2 separate regions of the Homo sapiens genome follow, and region 1 is linked to region 2. The links are chromatin contacts, found by Hi-C or POLR2A ChIA-PET in ENCODE. All regions are on one chromosome and are shown on one strand. The core of a region is the stretch at or near the end of the contact, and the rest is flanking DNA. Distances in the headings are between cores, read along the strand shown. Region 1 holds the start of NUDT4 (nudix hydrolase 4). Region 2 holds the start of NR2C1 (nuclear receptor subfamily 2 group C member 1).

Region 1 (2,793 bases), core at 225-2,724, 1.7 Mb before region 2:
GCAGCAGTCCCAAATCTAAAGGAGGTTGGAGACTAGAAAGACCAGTGCCTGCTCTGAGCTCTCCAGTGGTCCCCAGCCTCTCAGTCAGGCCTCACAGGCCCCTCTGCCAGAGGCGGAACCAGCTTGCCTCCGCTCTGCAGCCACACTGGCCTTTTCTTTCATTTCTGAGAACTCTCCTCACTCCCTCCCACTTTGGGCTCTGCAGAAATCCCAGTTCCCTTTGCCTTGAAAGCTCTTGGTCAATTTAGCTCCTCCTCCTTCAGCCCTCAGCTCCTGCCTTGCTGCCCCAATAATCTTTTTCTGACTGCAGATCTGGTCAAATCTTTGTCTGAAACCTTAGAGCCCATTACATTTGTAGTTTTACGTGTACACGTGTGATCATTTAATATTTGACGGTGTGCTCTCAGGTGCCTACGCTCCTGGAGAGGCAGGGGCTGACTGGTTTTGTTAGATGCCAGTGCCTGACACACAATAGGCCCTCAAGGGGTGAAAAACCAACCAACCAAGTCAGGACCCAAGCAACCTGGGCCTCTGTGGAAGGGCAGAATGGCCTGAGTTTGGGTTTCTCGAGCTACCTTAAGATCAGGCCTCCTGGCTCCTATCTTAGCCCTTCTAACACTCTGAAGTGTAGAGGTTGTTTGTTCCAAGTCCCCAAGGTACTGTAAGCTCCCAGATAGCAGAAATCCCATTATATTTTAGTGCTGTGGCCCCAGCATCCAGCTGCGCTGTTACTTAGCATGAGATCCACATGAAAACCATTTCGCAACTATTAGCCATTGCCAGTATTAATACTTTCCGGAAGGTGGCACAAAGTGGGGGATGTTATAGACAGCTTCAAAGAAACGTTTAAGCTAGAGTTGACTCTTTAAATAATACAAGCCATCCCCAACCAAAGATTAAAAATTTAAATACAAAAAAAAAAAAAGGAAATTTGCCTACCCCCCATTTGTGAAAACAAAGAAAAAAAAAACAGTTAACGTCTTAACTTTTCTAGGCCTTCACTCTCGCCTCTCCCCGCGCTACAAGGGCGAATTCTGGACGTATCTACACAGTCACCGCGGAGTCTGCAATCGCCGCGACGTCCCCTGGCATTTCTTGGCCAGGCTGCAACTTTGGTGACGGTGTATGTAGTTACATCCCCTGTAGTGCAGCTGGTATTTAGGGTCCTCATTGGCAAAGTTGAGGGTATAAGCAGGGAGGGAGGGGACCTTGGCTTCTTTCCATTCACTGGCATGTTTTCGGGGCACGGTCATCCCACGCTGGGCTCCAGCGCCAGTCCCAAGGCCTCGCCGAACTCCAGCCCGGGAGTGCGCGCGGCCCCGCCCACCGGGCGGCCGAGGTCCCGCCCCTACCTCCCCCGCCACACCTACCCACCCACCCCATTGCAATGGTCTCTGCACGCAGGCGCAGTGGCGCGCGGGGGAGGCGGGGCGCATGTGGGCTTCATTTAAACAGAGCAGAGGGGGCGGCGCGCGGTCGCCGCGGTGCTGCTGCTCAGTGGGAGCGGGTCTTCGCAACTGTCTCCGCGTGGCGCGCGCCTCTAGCCGCCCTTCCCCTGGCGGCTACGGCCGGAGGGAGCGGAGGCGAGCGGGAGTCGGGCTCCATGGAGAGCGGCGGACAACTGGGCAGAGGCGGAGCTTTCATCTCGGCACCCTGGTTCCAGTGACCCGCGCTAGCGTCCCGTCCCGCCCGCGTCGGAGCGGCCGCCGGCCCCGGGACTGACCGGCCTCGCCGCACCTCCCGCACCGACTAGCGCTCCCGGGCGCTCCTGCGCCCGACTCGCCCTCGCCCCCACTCCCCGGCGGGGTGGCGGCGGCCGGGCCCCCACGGCGGCGGCCGGAGCAGCAGCAGCAGCAGCAGGAGCCCGCCTCTATGATGAAGTTCAAGCCCAACCAGACGCGGACCTACGACCGCGAGGGCTTCAAGAAGCGGGCGGCGTGCCTGTGCTTCCGGAGCGAGCAGGAGGACGAGGTAGGGCGCCCGGCGCCGCACGCTGCCCTCCGGGGCGCCGGGGTCTAGGGCCCGGGTGCTTCCCCTCGCTCCCCGCCCCTGCGCAGGCTGCGGGGCTGGGAGGGATTAGCCCCCTTCCTCCCTCCCTCCTTTCCTCCCTCACTCCTTTCCTCCCTCACTTCTTCCTTCCTTTCTCTGGGCTGATAGATGAGACAAAGGGGGCTCGCCCAGCCCCAGTTTCTCCATCTGGGCACTCGAGAAGGCGCCTGGTCCCCGGGAAGGTCCCGGGCCGCGTAAGTCTCGCCTAGCGGGAGTCACCATCTTAACGTGCGAATTGAGTTGAAAGCCGGATAAACCTCGAGTGCTCAGCGAGAGGAGGGTGGAAATGGCGTGAGTGTTGCAGCAGAGCCCTTGTGCCTCTTTTACATATTTTCCTTCCATGTTACAGCCGTTTGCGGTCTCGGATTCGATCTAAGCATGTTTGTGGAGTAACAGACAGTCCTCGTGCTTGGAATTGAGTCTAGTCTTGGCAATTCTTGTGGGTCCATGAACCCGCAAGCTGTTGGCATAATTATGCCTCATTTTTAAAACGGCCTTCCCTTCTTAAAGTTTTCTGACTGCAGAAAAATGGTTAGTGAAAAATGTGGAATAATGCCAAAAGGGAGACGATGGACTAGAGATGGGCAAAGCTGCCATTTTCAGACAGTAATCTCCAGCTCTCAGCTTATGTATAAAGGGTTCTTTGCTGTCTGGCTTGACATCTGGAAAGGAGTAGCCTTTCTCGTTCTCAGAGCAGTCGTTCTTGGATAATTTACCCATCTGCATTGGGCTGAGAATGAGACC
Region 2 (2,881 bases), core at 91-2,590:
ACAAAAACAAAAACAAAAACAAAAAAACTAGCTGGGTGTGGTGGCTCGTGTCTGTAATCCCAGCTACTCGGGAGGCTGAGACAGGAGAATCGCTTGAACCTGGAGGCGGAGGTTGCAGTGAGCCGAGATCGCGCCACCGCACTCCAGCTTGGCGACAGTGAGACTCCCTCTCCCTCTCAAAAAAAAAAAAAAAAAAAGAAAAAAAAATCGAGTATCACCAACCACACAGCAGAAATGGTTCAAAAAAGCTCAAAATCGAAGGTCCATTTACAAATTCTAGCGGTACTAAACCCTAAAGGCCGTAATTTTAGGTCTTTCTGCTTTTGCTTTCCGGTTACTTTTTTAAAGGCTGACCTACTTACTGAAGATTATGGGACAACCTGGCAACATTCGTACTGCACAAAAATGGTATCTGCCCGAGTTGGAAGAATTATTTCTTAACAAAAGAGCTATCTATCGGAAGCTTGGACATGCCCCCTGCAGTGAGAACCCTGGGGCCGTTCCATTTCTTCTGAAAAGATCCAGGCCCACAGGCAGCGACGACCCTGGCCAGATTTGCCGTGAGAGAAAAGTGAAAGTGGGGGGAGTCATTCTGTCCGTCCCGTGAAAGCACGGGAGTTAGTGACGGGATGCAGGCCGGGACTTGCGGCCACTAGCCGAGGGTCGGCCTCTCCCACGTCTCACTCGTGCCGGCGTTAGCCGTGCGCCCTGGAAGCCCCGGCGCTGCGCGCGGCTCTCCCGGGCGGGGAAAGCTGCAGCGCCGCGGAAGCTTTCCCTGCAGGTTAAAGGTCAGAGGCGCTGCGGTAAGCGCAGCTGGAAAGGGGGTTGTGTGCTCCAAGCCGCTCGCCGTCCGGCCCCGCGTCCCGCCGCCCCTGTCGCCCCCGCCTCTCCCGGGGCCCCGCGCATTTGGCGCCGCAGCTCCGCGCTCCCAGCCGAAGTCGAGCAGCCCCAAGCGGCGCTCCCAAACTGAACGGCTCCGCTGGCCGCAGGACGCCGGCCGGGGGATGCGCTGGGACCGCGTCCGTTGGCGGTTGGGGTGAAGGGCACCCCCTGGCCCCCGCCCCCGACGCGGTCGCTGGTGTCCCCACCCAGCGTTTCTTACCGGCGCTTTTGCGCCCTGCTGACTCCGGCGTCGGGCGCCGACGCGACAGTCCCGCGGCTGCCACTCGTGGATTGGGGGGCGCTCCGGGAAGAGAGGTTGAAGAAAGCCGACGGGATGTGGGATCGAGATTCACGGCGGAGAGAGCTTTCTGTGTTTGGGTATTTCTGGGGGGTCAGAGTTCGTGACCTCTTTCTCGGCTCGGCGGCGCGCTATCCCGCCAGCGCCTGCGCATTAGCAACGGGGAGAAGCGGCGAGAGGAGGTCGTGACGTTCCCAGGGTGGGGTGGAGGGATCGGAGGGCCGAGCAGCGGCTCTGTGAGTCCACTGCCCCCTTTTGGCTTGGAGGCAGAGTGCCCCGCCAGAGCTACGCGTTCCCAGCCAGGTAATTTTTGAAGCCACGTGCAAAGGTTTAAGCATCGTTTGCCAAAGGTGGGCATTAGGGGAGGTTTTGAGTCAACGTTTTAGATTTGAGTAATAAATAACCCTCTGGGTCTTAGGCATATCTGTTTCTAATTTCTGGAAAACTGGGCTCTGGGGTAGAGTCCAATCATATTTAAACTTTTTTTTTTTTGTATTACACTTTAAGTTCTAGAGTACATGTACACAACGTGCAGGTTCGTTACATATGTATACATGTGCCATGTTGGTGTGCTGCACCCATTAACTCGTCATTTACATTAGTAAGCTTTATATATAATGACAAGCTGAGGCCGACTCATGCAAATGGTAAGGCAAAGTTTCACTTATAAACTGTTGTGAGTAAAGAGACATAATGGCTAAACAGGGCAAGAATATAATCACTAGAGACTGGGCACGGTAGCTCACGCCTGTAATCCCAGCAAGTTGGGAGGCCGAGGCGGACGGATCACTTGAGCCCGGTTGTTTGAGGCCAGCCTGGCCAACATGGCGAAAACCCGTCTCTACAAAAAAATTAGCCAGTCCTGGTGGCGCGTGCCTGTCGTCCCAATTACTTGGAGGCTGAGGTGGGAGGATCACCTGAGTCAAGACGGCAGTGAGCCAAGATCACACCACCGCACTCCAGCCTGGGTGACACAATGAGTCTTTCTCTCTCTCTCTATATATACACACACACATATATATGTATATTCCACATCCTCTCTATAATATATATATTATTATATATTGAGGATTATCCTCAATGGCCGTTTTTTGTCTGTTTTGCTCAGTGATGTATTACCAAGCACATAGGACAATGCCTGCTATTCAATAATGATGTATGAAATGAAAGCCAGGCAAGTGGCTGCTGGGAGGCCAAGGAAAGATCACTTGGGGCCAGCAGTTGGAGACCGGCTTGGGCAAGATAACAAAACCCTGCCTCCACAAAAAAAATTTTTCAAATTGTGAAATGAAGAGACATTGGTGGAACATCGCATTCTGACAGTGGCCACCTGTAGTGGCAAGGTGTGGCAGGAATAACTGCCCTGTGTGCAAAGTACTCTGCGCTTTAGATTTTGAAGCATTCTTGAAATTTCTAGTTTTTTTTTAAATCTCCTTTGTTTTGTCATGAAATTTCTATTTTATCTAGCTTAGGTCGGCACTGTAGGAAAGCAGCCACAAACTCAGGGCAGAAATCCAAGGAAGGAAAAACAAACGTTTGCTGGGAATGAGAACATCTCTGTTATTTCTCTCTGGAACTAGGCAGACGGACAGAGATCAAGGCATGAAACAATCCCTAACAAGTAAAAATATGCTTTATCCCTCATTAAAAATCCACCTCTGCTGAGCACAGTGGCTTCTGCCCCCAGAGCCTTGGGAGGCT

What was found. Hi-C counts contacts between places; a loop is a spot of excess contacts on that map. ChIA-PET counts read pairs that join two places held with the same protein, here RNA polymerase II (POLR2A). Pooled maps may share reads with other maps.
Region 1: a map of B cell shows a loop between it and region 2 (34-fold over the local background). The contact joins the promoter of NUDT4 here to the promoter of NR2C1 in region 2. A Hi-C loop is called at or near these places in 1 of 168 maps with a recorded cell type or tissue (B cell) and 6 of 50 pooled maps. POLR2A ChIA-PET finds 5 or more read pairs at or near these places in 2 of 52 experiments (OCI-LY7 and RWPE1).

What each region holds. Positions count from the first base shown.
Region 1 is chr12:93,376,451-93,379,243 of GRCh38, forward strand. NUDT4 (nudix hydrolase 4) reads left to right here and starts at 1,475. Exons shown (of 5, transcript NM_019094.6): 1 at 1,475-1,971. The coding sequence starts at 1,873. LOC643339 (a long non-coding RNA gene) reads right to left here and starts at 1,286. Exons shown (of 5, transcript NR_040096.1): 1 at 987-1,286. RefSeq lists an enhancer at 1,071-2,010 and silencers at 1,247-1,586, 1,807-2,106.
Region 2 is chr12:95,072,278-95,075,158 of GRCh38, forward strand. NR2C1 (nuclear receptor subfamily 2 group C member 1) reads right to left here and starts at 1,341. Exons shown (of 14, transcript NM_003297.4): 1 at 1,103-1,341. RefSeq lists a silencer at 759-1,038 and enhancers at 928-1,428, 1,119-1,438.